Linked DNA regions of Homo sapiens: region 2 is linked to region 1. The links are chromatin contacts, found by Hi-C or POLR2A ChIA-PET in ENCODE. All regions are on one chromosome and are shown on one strand. The core of a region is the stretch at or near the end of the contact, and the rest is flanking DNA. Distances in the headings are between cores, read along the strand shown.

The links. Hi-C counts contacts between places; a loop is a spot of excess contacts on that map. ChIA-PET counts read pairs that join two places held with the same protein, here RNA polymerase II (POLR2A). Pooled maps may share reads with other maps.
Region 2: a map of endothelial cell of hepatic sinusoid shows a loop between it and region 1 (5-fold over the local background). The contact joins two enhancer-like sites. A Hi-C loop is called at or near these places in 1 of 168 maps with a recorded cell type or tissue (endothelial cell of hepatic sinusoid) and 1 of 50 pooled maps. POLR2A ChIA-PET finds 5 or more read pairs at or near these places in 2 of 52 experiments (BJ and RWPE1).

The regions. Positions count from the first base shown.
Region 1 is chr12:124,093,450-124,101,013 of GRCh38, reverse strand. The region is part of intron 2 of ZNF664-RFLNA (ZNF664-RFLNA readthrough); the gene reads right to left. Among named protein-coding and RNA genes, the nearest start is that of ZNF664-RFLNA, 120 kb to the right of the region's middle. Within about 2 kb of position 3,098, at least 4 of the 41 ENCODE cell types and tissues checked have a DNase peak (open chromatin) inside an H3K27ac peak, as active enhancers do.
Region 2 is chr12:124,156,277-124,163,840 of GRCh38, reverse strand. The region is part of intron 3 of ZNF664-RFLNA (ZNF664-RFLNA readthrough); the gene reads right to left. Among named protein-coding and RNA genes, the nearest start is that of RFLNA, 140 kb to the left of the region's middle. Within about 2 kb of position 4,145, at least 3 of the 41 ENCODE cell types and tissues checked have a DNase peak (open chromatin) inside an H3K27ac peak, as active enhancers do.

The DNA.
Region 1 (7,564 bases), core at 1,849-4,348:
GATATAAACCCAGGCATTCGAGCCATTAGTGGCAACCGCTTTCGGGTCCCCTCCCGTTATATGGGAGCTCTGTTTTCACTCTATTACATCTTACAACTGCACAGTCTTCTCCGCCGTGTTTGTTCCAGCTCGAGCTGAGCTTTCACTCACCATCCACCACTGCTGATTGCCGCCGTCGCAGACCCGCCACTAACTTCCACCCCTCCGGATCCGGCAGGGTGTCCGCTGCGTTTCTGATCCAGCGAGGCACCCATTGCTGCTCCCGATGGGGCTAGAGGCTCACCATTGTTCCTGTGCGGCTCAGATTAGGGTTCGTCCTAATCAAGCTGAACACTAGTCGCTGGGGTCCGCGGTTCTCCTCCGTGACCAACGGCTTCTAATAGAGCTAAAACATTGACTGCATGGCCGAGGTTCCATTCCTTGGAATCCCTGAGGCCAAGAACCCCAGGTCAGAGAACAAAAGGCTTGCCGCCATCTTGGGAGCTCTAAGAACAAAGACCCGCGGGTAACAAGCCCAGGAAGTTGAGGCTGCAGTGAGGTATGATCGCACCACTGGACTCCAGCCTGGGTGACAGAGTGAGACCCTGTCTCAAAAAAAAAAAAAAAGAGAGACAAAAGAAAAAAAAAGCCGGGCGCGGTGGCTCACGCCTGCAATCCCAGCACTTTGGGAGGCCGAGGCGGGCAGATCACGAGGTCAGGAGATCGAGACCATCCTGGCTAACACAGTGAAACCCTGTCTCTACTAAAAAATACAAAAAATTAGCCGGCCTGGTGGCGGGCGCCTGTAGTCCCAGCTACTCGGGAGGCTGAGGCAGGAGAATGGCGTGAACCCGAGGGGCAGAGCCTGCAGTGAGCCGGGATCGCGCCACTGCACTCCAGCCTGGGCGACAGAGCGAGACTCCGTCTCAAAAAAAAAAAAAAAGAGGAGGGGTCTTGGTGACTTCTAGTCCGTACTAATCATCCTCTGCTGTCCCGTGTGTCCTCTGAATTTTCTGCAGGGAGCACACATTGATGTTATAATTATTAATCGAATCAGAGTCGGCTTCCTATGGGACACACGGCCCGAGGGAAGCTTCAGGCACAAAGGAGACAAGTCCATGAGTGCTTTCTGCTCCCCAGAGTCTCACAGCCAAGCCCCCGCCACCGTCGCAGCACTAGAGTGAGGCACATCCCCCCGCCACCGTCCCGGCACTAGAGTGAGGCACATCCTCCCGCCACCGTCCCAGCACTAGAGTCAGGCACATCCCCCCCGCCACCGTCCCAGCACTACAGTGAGGCACATCCCCTCGCCCCTTAGGGTCCTTCTGCCTCCCAAAGGCCAGCTGAGATCTTTCTGATGATCTGTAAGGTGCAATGTACATTTCAGACATTTCCCACAGAAAATGGAAACACAACAGCCCAAGCTCCCTGCCTGGATACTGTAGGGCCAGCCTCCTGAGTGGAGGTTGGCCAACCTGCCTGTGTCCTTGGAGGGTTAGGCAGAGTTGAGGCTAATGGGGGCGGGGATAGCTCTGGTATTTCAGCAAAATGTCACGCAGCTGGGAGACACTGAGGGGCTTCTAGATCTGAATTAGGAGCCTGGGGACCATGCTTTGCATGGCATTCCCGGGGAGAGCCCTTTGTAAGGGGTCGGATCATCCCAGCCCAGAGTTCCATGGGATATGGACTTGGTCCAAGCAGCCTTCAGTGGCAATCAGCTCCGAGCAGAAACCCAGCGGATCCGCAGGCCTAACGGCAGCTCCAAATTCTTCATTCCTAAAAGCTTTGGGGTGAGGAGTGGGGGTTATGATCTTGGCAAAAGCAGCTCAGTGTCAGCAAGCATTGCCCTGCAGAAAAACATGAATTCCTACAAAAGGGGCATTGTGTGAGCCACGGGAAGCCTCTATGGAGGCATCAATCTTGTGTCACCCAGAGATGTTTATTATGAAGACAGTGTCATGCAGCAAAGAGGTGGGGGCCGCAGGCAGGCATGTCCACCCTGGAGGCGGGTGACCGGGAAGGAGGACCCAACCCACATCCCGGGCTATTCATAAGCAGCCATTCAAGACGCTTGTTCGAGATCTCACAGGAGAAGGAAAATGAGGAAGCCAAGGGCAGAAAGATGGAGTAAGACCCTTTCTTTTGGCTTCCTTAGCAAGGACAAAACCTGAATCAAGTTCAGGATGACAGGAGGCGAGGGGCCCTGGTCAGGCAGGCTGTCGGGAGTTAGCAGCAACTCAGAATTCCTCCAGAGCAACCATTCCTGTCACTTACAGAGAACCCTGGGGTTGCTTCCCAGGGATAGGGAATTTCTCGGAAGCTTAGGACACTTTGTTCCTAAGTAAAGCTCTGACGGATTGGTAGGAAGAATGCAGCCTTTTTTCCTTTAAAGACAAAAAGACCCTGAATTTATCCTCACATCCAAAAGCCAAAGCTGAGATCCAAGGTGGATCTCCCACCCTCACACAAATGCAGAGTCAGCATCCAAAAAGGGCAAAGTCAACACTGCAGAGGCCGATGGGCAATTCCTGGAGGGTGATGCCCCTGAGTTAGGACCAGAGGCTGGAAGCACCAACATATGGTAAGTGGAATACCCAAGGGGATCAGGACTGAGCATCTGGACCAGACTGATGATCCAGGGCTGTGAGACACTCTTCCTTCTCTCCCTCCAACGAGAGCGTCAGGACAGCCTCAGCTGGTTGAGGACAGGTGTGCGCCCAGCGTCAGAAGTCTTAGCTCCAGTGCAGCCACGGCTGCTTCCTATCATGTAACGCTGGGCACTTAACCTCCCTGCGCCCCACCATCCTCACAGTGTCCTCAGCATTCATTGAGACAAGCCGTGTCAAAGCCTCTCAGAATCCATCAGAGGTCACACACGCAAGCGCCGCTGTTGTGTTTCCTTTGTTTTCAGCATCCAGCAAAGAAACAGTCCCCCATGGAACAGCATAAACCTCCAAGGGGAGCTTTGGTTTTTGCAAAATAGAAAGAGTCCTTTTAATAGCTCAAATGCAGCACCTTTCAGCCAGAGAGAAGCCAGCAGGCTTATGTTCTGAGAGCTGGATTTTTCCATTTGGGGGCATCGGGGTTTATTTGGAAAGAGAAAACACTGGGCTCGACTTCAAGCATCCTCATTTTACACGCCTGGCTCCAAGTAATACATTGTTTCAGTTTGACTTGCTGGCCTCCTTAGCCCAAAACAGGCTGAGCCGTACCACAGAAGGGAGAGAACACTGCGGAGGCAGAAAGGGAGAGAGTGGGTAAGGTATTTCCTGTCATGAAATCCAATCGGATGGAACTTTCAGCAGGAAAAGCAACACCTCCGAGGCCCACTTTTAAAAGGGGAACAGGGGAGAGAAAAGAAAGAAAAGAAACCTCTTGTGTTTGGCCCACGAAATGCCAAGATCTTATTTGTCTGAGTTTTGGGTCAGAAGCCAGTGAAGGAACATGGGGCTGCCCTCAATTTGGTGGCAACAGGAAAAAGATGGGGCTTGGATTTTGCAGAGCAAAAAGAAATAGGGCTGAGGTTTCTCATCTCCTTGTCTTCTTTCTTGGGGAGGGAAAGAAGAAAAATAGAGCCAGGCACAGTGGCTCACGTCTGTAATCTGAGCACTATGGGAGGTCCAGGCGGGAGGATTGCTTGAGGCCAGGGGTTCGAAAAAAACCAGCCTGAGAAACATAGCAAGACCCCATCTCTACAAAAAATTAAAATTAGCTAGGTGTGGTGGTGCACACCTATAGTCCCAGCTATTTGGGAGGCTGAGGTAGGAGGGTCGCTTGAGCCGGGGAGTTTGAGGCTGTAGTGAGCCGTGACCATTCCACTGTACTTCAGCCTGGGCAACATCCAAGACCCTGTCTCTAAACAAAGAAAGGAACAAAAGGCTCTGAGCTGGGAAGGACTGTTGATCAGTTGTTGTACGCTGCTACCAGCTGGCAGGCTGGCTCCCCTCACTAAGGGAGCATAAGGGAGGATTGCACACAGAGGTGAGAGAATGGAAGGGCCAGGCGTTCAAGGTCGTGAGGTTGAAGTCTAGATCAACCCACTAAACCTGGGAATGGCCTAGCCCAGCCGTGGCCCTCTCCTCCTTCTGGGTGAGACGGACAGACAGGAACAGGTAAGAGAGTCAAAATAAGAAGGCAGTGATGGTGGCTTTCCTAAACCTCTGTCTGAAGCTGAGGCACTAAGAAAAAATGTTGATTTCTCAGCACACTTGAGAGAGGAGCAAGAAGTGAGATTCTGAACAAGAGAGGAGGAATTTCTCCACGTTTGGGTTGAACATGAGGTTCTGGTGGTGCCCCTCAACGCTGATCTTAGAATCGGTGATTTGCAAAGGATGCTCCAGCCCCAAAAGATTTAGGGGAATTCAGAGAATATTCGCCCTTTCTGGATGGGTACGTAGACATGCTGGAACCACACCTCCTCTGAGGACAGTCTCTATCAGCAACAGTGTTGATGTTACAGACACAAAGTCTGGTCTAAAGTGAACTGATCCACGGAGAAAGGTAGGAAAGAAACCGCCCGTTTATCTCGTCAGGGTGGAGAGTCGAGAAGAGGGGAGAGCTCTGTCCAACAGCTGCCCCTGAGGTCCTTGGCAGGATTTAATTTAATTCCCCCCAGGACATCCTGGGATTCCAGTGAGGGCATCTGGAGGGAAGCCGTCACAGCCGGAGCGACCGTCACTAGGGGCAGCGTCCCTCCGGTGCCGGGAGCGCGCCAAGCTGGTGTTCCTGAATGCTTGGTCCAATTGTGTGTGTCTCCGAGGCCGTTGTGTGTGCAGGACCTCACTCCAGTGACCCACACTCCACTTGGCGGTGTCCACATCAGCAGGACGTTCACCAGCCTGAAGAGAAGTGGGCACTGTCCCCAGAGGGGGACACCATGAAGACCTGGGTTTTCCCTCTCTCACTCACTTACAGAAGCTTCCAAGCCACTATGAATGGAAACGACTCTCCCTGGCTCTCAGCTGTGTGCTGAGACACTTACATACCATTATTGAGTCTTCACAATACCTCGTAAAGGGTCCTGCCATCTTCCTACATTAGTTTGCTCCCATAGCCAAGCACCAGACTGAACAGCTTCAACTACAGAAATGACCTCCTCACTGTTGTGGAAGCTACAAGCCCAACATCAAGATGTCCGCAAGGCTGGTTCCTCCTGAGATCTCCCTCCTTGGTTTGTAGACACACAATCTTCCCTCTGTGTGTCTGTGTCATAACTAATCTCTTCTTCTTCTTTTTTTCTTTTGAGACGGAGTTTTGCTTTGTTGCCCAGGCTGGAGTGCAGTGGTGCGATCTCAGCTCTCCACAACCTCCGCCTCCTGAGTTCATGCCATTCACCTGCCTCAGCCTCCCGAGTAACTGGGACTACAGGCGTGCGCCACCATGCCCAGCTAATTTTTGTATTTTTAGTAGAGACGGGGTTTCACTCTGTTGGCCAGGCTGGTCTCGAACTCCTGACCTCGTGGTCCACCCACCTCAGCCTCCCAAAGTGCTGGGATTACAGGCGTCAGCCACCGCGCCCGGCCTCTAATCTCCTCTTCTTATGAGGACCCACGTCATGCTGGATGAGGGCCCACCCTAATGGCCTCATTTTAACTAAATCACCTCTTCAAAGACCCTGACTCCAGATACAGTCACATTACTGTGACTTAGGGCTTGAACATATGAATTGCGGGGTGACATAATTAAGCCCAAAACACCCCCTAAGGAAACTTGGGCTCACAGGGGTTAGGTCATCTCCCCAAGGCCACACAGCAAGTGAGTAGAGGTGCTGAAATGAAATACCCACCAATGTCTGGGTCTGTGACTAGCCATTGCCCTCAGCATGGAGCAGCAAAGCACCTCCTTGGCCTGACTTTCCAGCCCCCAACTCAAACTGGAAAAAGAGGTTGGTTAGGGTCAAAGAGCACAACACATTTATTTTTGCCTTTGATTTTCTATTCTTTGGCATTTGGGCTGCAATTGCTTTTATCTGGGCTTTGGGGACTTTCCTATCGTGGCCTCACTTGGCCTACATCCTGCCCATCCCAGTGAGCCCATGCCTCCCCACTCCTCTGTGACGTGTTCTGTGCAAACACACTCATTTTCCTCAGCCAGCTCCAATTTCCCCTTCTGCAGCAAGTCCTCTCTCCCCTCCTGACTTCCTAAACACCTGTTAGCTGTGCTGTCCTCGGAGGCACCCGATTCCCCTTCATTTGTGCTTTGAGACACCGTTTTGATGAGTGTGCTAATTGTTTAATTTATTTCTCACCTGTTCATTCTCTCCTGGTCCTCCAAGGTTAATTCCTGCCCTGACCTTAAATCTCCTTCCTGCCACTCTCGCGGCACTCTCTTCCATCAATTCACCCTCTCGCTCGTCGATCTAATCTCTCTCTCCACGTTAGTTCCCTCTCTTTGGATTACAAACTGCCCAAGTCTCTGCAGGAGAATGTATAATGATTTTTAGCCCCTTCCCTTTTTTCACCAGCATTGTCAACCCTCTGCAGCAAGCAGTCCTCACCTTGGCTTTCTTATGCCTCTACTGGCCCTGGTCCTTAAATATGCCTTCCCGCTGGGACAGTTCCGTGTTCTCTCTGTGTTCCCCATGACCTAGATACCACACCCAGAATGCCCTGCACAGACCTTGAAGAGCACCTGGCTTTACAAACAAAGGAGACAGCAACCCAGAATGCACAAAGGACTTGGCCAAGGTCGCGCCTATATTTAGTGGCACAGTCAGGCCTGGCATAGTGCTGTCCAGTAGCAAGAGAATGTGAGCTATGGATGCCATGTTAAATTTTCAAGTAGTCACATTTCAAAAAGTAAAGAGAGGTGAGATTAATTTAAGAAATAGGTTTCATTTAACCTGATATATCCCAAATCTTACCATCTCAGCATGTAACCATCATAACAAATTGTCACCGAGATCATTTTAGAGAAAAACACCTTGTTTTCCTCTAAGTTTTGAAACCCAGTGAGTATTTTACACTTCTAGCACATCTAGATTCACACTGGCCCCATCTCAAGTGCTCCATAGCCATGTGTGGCTGGTGGCTGCCAGGCTAGACAGCTCACCTCTAGTGCTTAAGTGCCAGACTCCCAGTCCAGTGCTCTCTCTCTCCCATGCCAAGCTTAGTGAGGCCCTTCTGGTCTCTGCTTGTCATGCCTTCCCCACTTGACTTCCCCACACAACTTGACCCTGGGCCATCGCCACTTCTGTCCACTCTCACCTCCCATGATCCTGCAACCCTGCATCCCTTGGGTTTTCGTGTTCACCCCTCTTCCTGCTGCCTTCCCTGACTCCCCTTTCCTCTTAACACTCTTAAAACGTGGGCATCCCTCAAGGTAAGTATATCAATGATAATAGTAATGATCTTCTCCATCACTATCATCACCATCACCATCATCACCATCACCATCATCATCACCATCATGATCACCATCACCATCATTATCATCACCATCACCACCACCATCATCATCACCATCACCATCACCACCATCATCACCAACACCATCACCACCATCATCATCACCATCACCATCATCACTACCATCATGACCACCATCACCATCATCATCACATCATCACCATCATCACACCACCATC
Region 2 (7,564 bases), core at 2,896-5,395, 62 kb before region 1:
AAAATTTGACTGCCCCACTGGATTTCAGATTTGTAACCCCTTTGTTTTGCCCAACTTCTCCCATTTGTAACAGCTGTATTTATCCAATACCTGTACCCCCATTTTATCTAGGAAGTAACTAGCTTGCTTTTGATTTTACAGGCTCATAGGTGGAAGGGACTTGCCTTGTGTCAGATGAGACTTTGGACTGTGGACTTTTGGGTTAATGCTGAAATGAGTTAAGACTTTAGGGGACTGTTTGGAAGGCATGATTGGTTTTGAAATATGAAGATATGAGATTTGGAGGGGCCAAGGGGGGAAAGATATGGTTTGGCTGTGTCCCCACCCAAATCTCATCTTGAATTGTATTCCATAATTCCCATGTGCTGTGGGAGGGACCCAGTGGGAGATAATTGGAATCATGGGGGTGGTTTCCCCCATGCTGCTCTGGTAGTAGTGAATAAGTCTCATGAGATCTGATGGTTTTATCAGGGGTCTCTGCTTTTGCATCTGCCTCACTTTTCTCCTGCCACTGCCATGTAAGAGGTACTTTTTACCTCCCACCATGATTCTGAGGCCTCCCCAGCCATGTGGAACTGTAAATCCAATTAAACCTCTTTTTCTTCCCAGTCTCAGGTATGTCTTTATCAGCAGCATGAAAACGGACTAATACACTCATCTGTAAAATGGGGGTAACAACCCTCCTCAGAGGACTATTGTGACAAAGGAATGAGGGAACATAAGGAAACAGTCCAGTTCACGCCTGGTATATAAGGGCCTGATAAATACATATGGTGATGATGATGATGATGATGATGACTATTTTTCCTATTGCAGAACTCAGTGGATATGGAACCTCCAGAAGCCGGCACAAAGTCCAGGGAAACTAGATGAGGTGGTTCTTCCCCCTCCAGGCCAGCCCAACCCAAGCCACACCCAGAAAGCCACTCAGGGCAGGGCACCAGCTGGCAGCAGCAGAGGCTGCACCAAACACATTCCCAAACACCTCACATGTGTCACTCAAAGTCAGGCACAGTCTTTAATGCACCTATAACACTCCAGGAATAGGACATTTCTCCCAGAGGGGATTTGGTAAAGGAGGGTGGGTTCGATGGCTCCTCTGAGACTCATCTGGCCTTGGTACTTGTATCAGTCAGTTATCACTGCAAAACAAACAACTGCAGAAGTTCAGAGGCAAACACCAGTGAGTGTTCACTACCCACACATCTGGGGTGGTTGGTAGGAGGCTCTGTTGATCTTGGCTGGGCTCTCCCAGATGTCTAGGAGTTGGCTGGATGTTGGCTAATCCAGGCTGGCCTCAGCAGGAACCGCTAGATGGCTAACCTGTGCTCCACATGTCTAACTAGGCTTGTTCTCACAACGGTGGCAGAGACTCAAGTGATTAAGTGGAAACAAACAACAGCCCTTGAGGCCTACCTTGGGGACTGGCACATCATCACTTTCTTCTCATTCTCTTGGCTAAGGCAACTCACAGAAGGTGGTGAATACCTGCCACCTTGTGGACTGGAGAAGCTTCAAGGTCACATTGCAAAAGGCATGAATATAGGAGGTGAGAAGCAATTCGCATTCAGGTTCTAATTGAGCCACTTGGTGGTGAAATGTTACTCTTCCAGCCAAACCTCTCCCCTACTCCATTTTTTTTAAAAAGCACCAAATGTGTATTATAACATCCTGAAATCATTATTTCAAACCTCTCCCTAGTTAAGAACCCCTTTTTTTATTATGTCCAAATAGTAAGTACAAACCACATATTTATAAAGACATGAACCTCCTGAACTTAGAGGTGCTGCTCTTGAGAAGTTAACTTTTTATAAATTAGATATTATTTGCTTTAGGTAGGAAAGTTCTGCTATTCAGGTGAATCTTCAAAATTTTAAACAATTGCCGAAATAGACTCCATTAAATTTAGCTTAGGTAAGTCGCCTTAAAAGAGGAATCCAGCAAGGATTCTGGAAATTAGAAGTAATGACCTGGGAGTCCGGGTCTCAACAGTCCAGCCCTGTTTCTCCATCTGTAAAACTGGAATCATAACAATAGTGACTCTAATATTAATGATATTGTATGTTATTTCATTTGAGTTTCCCCACAGTCTCGGAAGCTAGAATAATTACTATCCCTTCATTGTACAGATGAGGAAAATGAGACTCAGAAAGGGTGAGTGATTTACCCAAAGTCACACAGCTCATGTTCAAGGCAGAGTTCGGTTAGAACCTCCATGTTGGCCGGGCGCGGTGGCTCACACCTATAATCCCAGCACTTTGGGAGGCCAAGGTGGGTGGATCACGAGGTCAGGGGTTCAAGACCAGCCTGACCCTGACCGACATAGTGAAACCCCATCTCTACTAAAAATACAAAAAAATTAGCTGGGCATGGTGGCGGGCGCCTATAATCTCAGCTACTCAGGAGGCTGAGGCAGGAGAATTGCTTGAACCCAGGAGGTGGAGGTTGCAGTGAGCCGAGATCGCGCCACTGCACTCCAGCCTGGGCAACAGAGCAAGACTCTGTCTCAAAAAAAAAAAAAAAAAAAAAGAACCTCCGTGTTCCCTTCTACACTGCTGATGGCAATGAAACTAGTACAGCCACTATGGAAAACAGTGTGGAGATCCCTTAAGGAACTAAAAGCAGAACCACCATTTGATCCAGCAATCCCACTACCGGGAATCTACCCAGAGCAAAAGAAGTCATTATATGAAAAAGATATTTGCACACGCATGTTTATAGCAGCACAATTTGCAATTGCAAAATTGTGGAACCAACCCAAATGCCCATCAATCAATGAGTGAATAAAGAAACCATGGCATATATACACAATGGAATGCTACTCAGCCATAGAAAGGAATGAATTAATGGCATTCACAGCAACCTGGATGGGATTGGAGACTATCATTCTAAGTGAAGTAACTCAGGAATGGAAAACCAAACATCCTATGTTCTCACTCATAAGTGGGAGCTAAGCTATGAGGATGCAAAGGCATAAGAATGACACAATGGACTTTGCGGACTCGGGGAAAGGGTGGGAAGGGGGTGAGGGATAAAAGATGACAAATTGGGTGCAGTGTGCACTGCTTGGGTGATGGGTGCACCAAAATCCCACAAATCGCCACTAAAGAATTGACTCATGTCACCAAATACCATCTTTTCCCCAAAAAACCTATGGAAATAAAACTTTTTTTAATTAAAAAAATGAAACAAAACCTCTGTGTTCCAACTCTCAGCCCTAGGATCTTTCTCCCTCCTCAGTTATGCAACCCAGCAAAAAGATAACTAGCGAAGGGGAGGGTGGGATTAACTCACATGGCCTCTGTGCGTTTCTCTTTAGAAGAAACTGTTCTTTCCCTTGCTTTTCCATTGTGGTTTTTCTTTTTTTCTGATTTTACCATGAACCACCTCGTTTGGATATACCCAATCTAGCTTCCTGGAACCGTGCGGAAAAGCTGCTCTCAAAGCCTCCTTCTCCCTTTTTTTCCCTTTTCTTTTTCCAGCTGCAGCTGCAGCCGGGGCCCTGAGTGCCTGCTCTCCAGCAGCTGGGAATGCCTGCATTTTTGGGAATCCAACAGACCAAGGCCCCATTTTTTTCTATCACCAGTAGGCACTTTCCCCAGAAGTCCTGCCAAAGCTGCCTCCAAGGCCCTGACAGTGTCGCGCAGGCCCCGGAGAAACAACTGAACAAGATTAAGACCAATAAAACAGATTTCACTTCCAAAAGATGGCCAAATGCTCCCGATATGGCAGAAATTGGAAGCATCAAGACTTAGAAAATTGTGTCTTAGAAAATACCCCATCATCACTGGAGTGCTGTTGAATTTCCTTTTACTATCATTTTGAAACTGGAAAAAGGCCCCAGGCCCCAGGCTGGAGGTCAGGAAGAGCAGAGCTGTGGCAAGCCTGGAACCCGAGGCCACTGGGCCAGCTGCTTTCAAGGCCATGTGTGCAGGGGAACGGCACAGAGCTGTCTGATTCTGGAATCGTCCGTCTGGAGACTGAGCTAGGCGTGCCTGTTGGTGGCACTGGCTAATTGCTCTCGTGTTTTCTTTCAATAAATAGCACCCTTGTTCAGATCCTCTGAGCTCCTATTAAGGAAGCAGGAAAATGGTCAAGATCCCTGCCCTCTGGGGCTGGCATTTTACTGCGGGAAGCAGGTAATAAAGAATAGATATGGCCAGGCACGGTGGCTCACGTCTGTAATCCCAGCACTTTGGGAGGCCGAGACAGATGGATCACCTGAGGTCGGGAGTTCAAGACCAGCCTGGCCAACATGGTGAAATCCCATCTCTACTAAAAATACAAAAAAAAAGTAGCCAGGTGTGGTCATGCACACCTGTAATCCCAGCTACTAAGGAGGCTGAGGCAGAAGAATCTCTTGAACCCGGGAAGTGGAGGTTGCAGTGAGCTGAGATCACACCACTGCACTCCAGCCTGGGCAACAGAGCAAGACTCCGTCTCAAAAAAAAAAAAAAAAAAAAAAGAGGGAGGTGGCAGGAGGATCAGGTCAGAAGAGAAGTGATGACAGAATCAGAGGTTGGAATGTGCACTTTGAAGATGAGGAAGGAGCCATGAGCTAAAGAATTCAGGAAGTTTCTACATGCTGGACAAGGTCAGGGAATAGAGCCTCTCACAGCACGCCAGAAGGAATGCAGCCCTGTGGACGACTTGATTTTAGCCCGGTGAGATGCATTTTGGACTTCTGGCCTCCAGAACTGTGAGATAATGAATGTACATTGTTTTAAGCACTCGGTTTGTGATCATCTGTTACAGCAGCAACACGAAGCGATCACAGGGATTTAGCCAAGCTGAGGGGGAAAGTGTCCCAGGCACGGCCACAGCAGGTGCGAAGGCCCTGGGGCAGGGAGCATATTTGGAAGGCTCCAGGAACAGTGAGGAGGCGGGGGTGGCTGGGGCAGTGTGCATGAGAGGAGGAGATGAGAGAGGGAATGGGGTGGTGTGTGTGGTGACAGAGACCTTGGAAAAAGCTCTGGCTTTTGCTTGGAGAGAAACAGGAAGGCCCTGCAGTTCTCATCAGAGCTGTCAGCAAGTCGAGTGGAAAGGACCTCCTTGGGACACATTCTTTCCCAGCTCCCACACTAACCAGCATAACATCGGGGATGTCACTGTGCTACAGCATCAGCTCTGAGGGCAGGGGACTTTGTTTTGTTTACTACTCAAGACACGGAACCTAATCACATCTGCAAAGACCTTTTTTCCCAATAAAGTCGCATTCACAGGTTCTGGGTGGACACATTTTTGGGAGAACCACCATTCGGCTTAGTCCACCCCTCTGACCTGTTCACAGCCCGGGGTCTCAGGAAAGAGACCTGCCTCCAAAATATGACGCCTGGACCCACAGGCATGCGTGATCAGTTACAAGCTCTTCTCTTTGGCTCCGGATTAGAGACTTCCTTTTCCCAAGCTCTTTCTCCTGTGTCCAGTCTTGTGTGTTGACTGCCCTCTGGAGCTGACATATCTGGAAGTGGAGTGATGATAGAGAGAGCATCCCAGATAAAATGAGGATGGCAGCTCCTTGGGGACTCAACACCCACAGCAGGGCCCCCGCCATTCCAGTCCTCCCTGGGCAAAAGAAACCTCGCCTTTCACTTTCTGTCCCTCCTGATAACGTGCCCCGCAACCTTCACCGGTGGGCAGGTCTATCCTTGCCTTTTTCTCTCCCTTCTTCTCCCATCTTTCTTTCTCTTGCTTCACTCTTTCAGTTTCCAGGAACTATCACTCACTAAACCATCAATACATCCCATTTTGCCTGGGGCAGCCCAGGTTTACATGGGTTGTCCCAGTGTGATTAGAAACAGCAGTCTTTTCACTCGAGATGCCCCAGTTTGGACAATAAGTTCTATGGTCCTGCTGCACAGGAATACCCTTTTTGAGCCAGAGTTCATCAAACTTGAATAATGTGCTGGACTCCATGGCGAGGCATTAAAATTCCTACAAAGACACCTCAAGCTGTTTATTTAAACTATGCATCAGAGAATGTGATTTACAACACAAAAACCTGAAACCAGGTATAAAGTCGCCATCCAATCTTCCAGCTGTTCAAGTCAAATGTTTTCAAGCCATCCCCAATTTCTCTCTGTCATTTGTATCACACGTGCCATTTGTCAGCAAATCCTATTGGTTCTGCTTTCCGGACGCCTCCAGAATGCAACCCCTGCTGTCCACCCCCGGCAAGGCCACTGGCATCTCAGGCTGAACCATTGCAGGGCTTTAAACAGAAGAGTGACATGCTCCAGCTTGTATTTTAACATGCGACATGATCCTTTTAAAGCATTCACCTGTTCCTGTCACTCTTCTGCACAAAACTCTGCCAGGGCTCACATCTCACTTATTGCAAAAGCTTAAGTTCTCACAATGGTCCAGGAGGCCCTGTGTGATCCCCCATCTCCTCCCAGTTGCTCGGCTGGCTGCCCTTCCTAATGGTGTCCTCGTTCCCTCCACTCCCACCTCCTGGCGGTGCTGCTGGTCCTCACGCACGCCACCCACACCCACCACTCCTTGTCTTGGCCTTTCTAAGGCCATGCAGATGTCCCTCCCAGAGAGGGCCCTCCTGGCCCCCATCTGAGATGGTGCACACAACCCTCCCCAGTACCCCATAACCCCCACTCCCTTGATCTCTTTCTCCAAAGCTCTGATCCCCACTCATCTTCCTATGTGTTTTATTTGCTGACCTTATAGATCTCCCATCTGCTCCCACTAGAATCTCGGCTTCGAGGGGACAAGGATTTGGGTCTACTTTGTTCACTGCTGTGTCATGAGCTACTAAAACATATCTGGCACATAGTAGGTGCTCAACAAATATCTACTGAATGAATGAATGAGTATGCTTAGACTTCTTAAACAATTATCCATCTAAAACCAACTTATAAATAACACAAAGCTACATTTTTTTTTAATTTATAAAAAGAATTACTTGTTTTTACCACTACATACCACTACGCAATGGCTAAAATCTGAAACACACCAAACGTTGCAAGGACGTGGAGCAGCAGGAACCCTCATTGCTGCTGGTGGGAATGCAAAATGGTGCAGCCACTTTGGAAGGCAGTTTGACGGCATCTTCCAAAGATAATTATAATCTTACCATACAATCCAAAAATCATATTCCTAGGAATTTGTCAAACTGATCTGAAAGCTTATGTCTACACAGAAACCTGCATATAGGCTGGGTGCGGTGGCTCACGCCTATAATCCCAGCACTTTGGGAGGCTGAGGCGGGCAGGTCACCTGAGGTCGGGAGTTTGAGACCAGCCTGGCCGGTTGGTGCAACCCTGTCTCTACTAAAATACAAAAATTAGCCGGGCGTGGTGGTGAGTGCCTGTAATCCCAGCTACACGGGGGGCTGAAGCAGGAGAATCACTTGAACCCGGGAGGCAGAGGTTGCAGTGAGCCGAGATGGCGCCACTGCACTCCAGCCTGAGCGATGGAGCGAGACTCTGCCTCAAAAAATAAAAAATAAAAACCCTACACACAAATGTTTATGGCACCTTTATTCATAAATGCTAAAACCTGGGAGTAACCAAGATATCCTTCAAGAGCTGAACGCATAAACTGATACGCC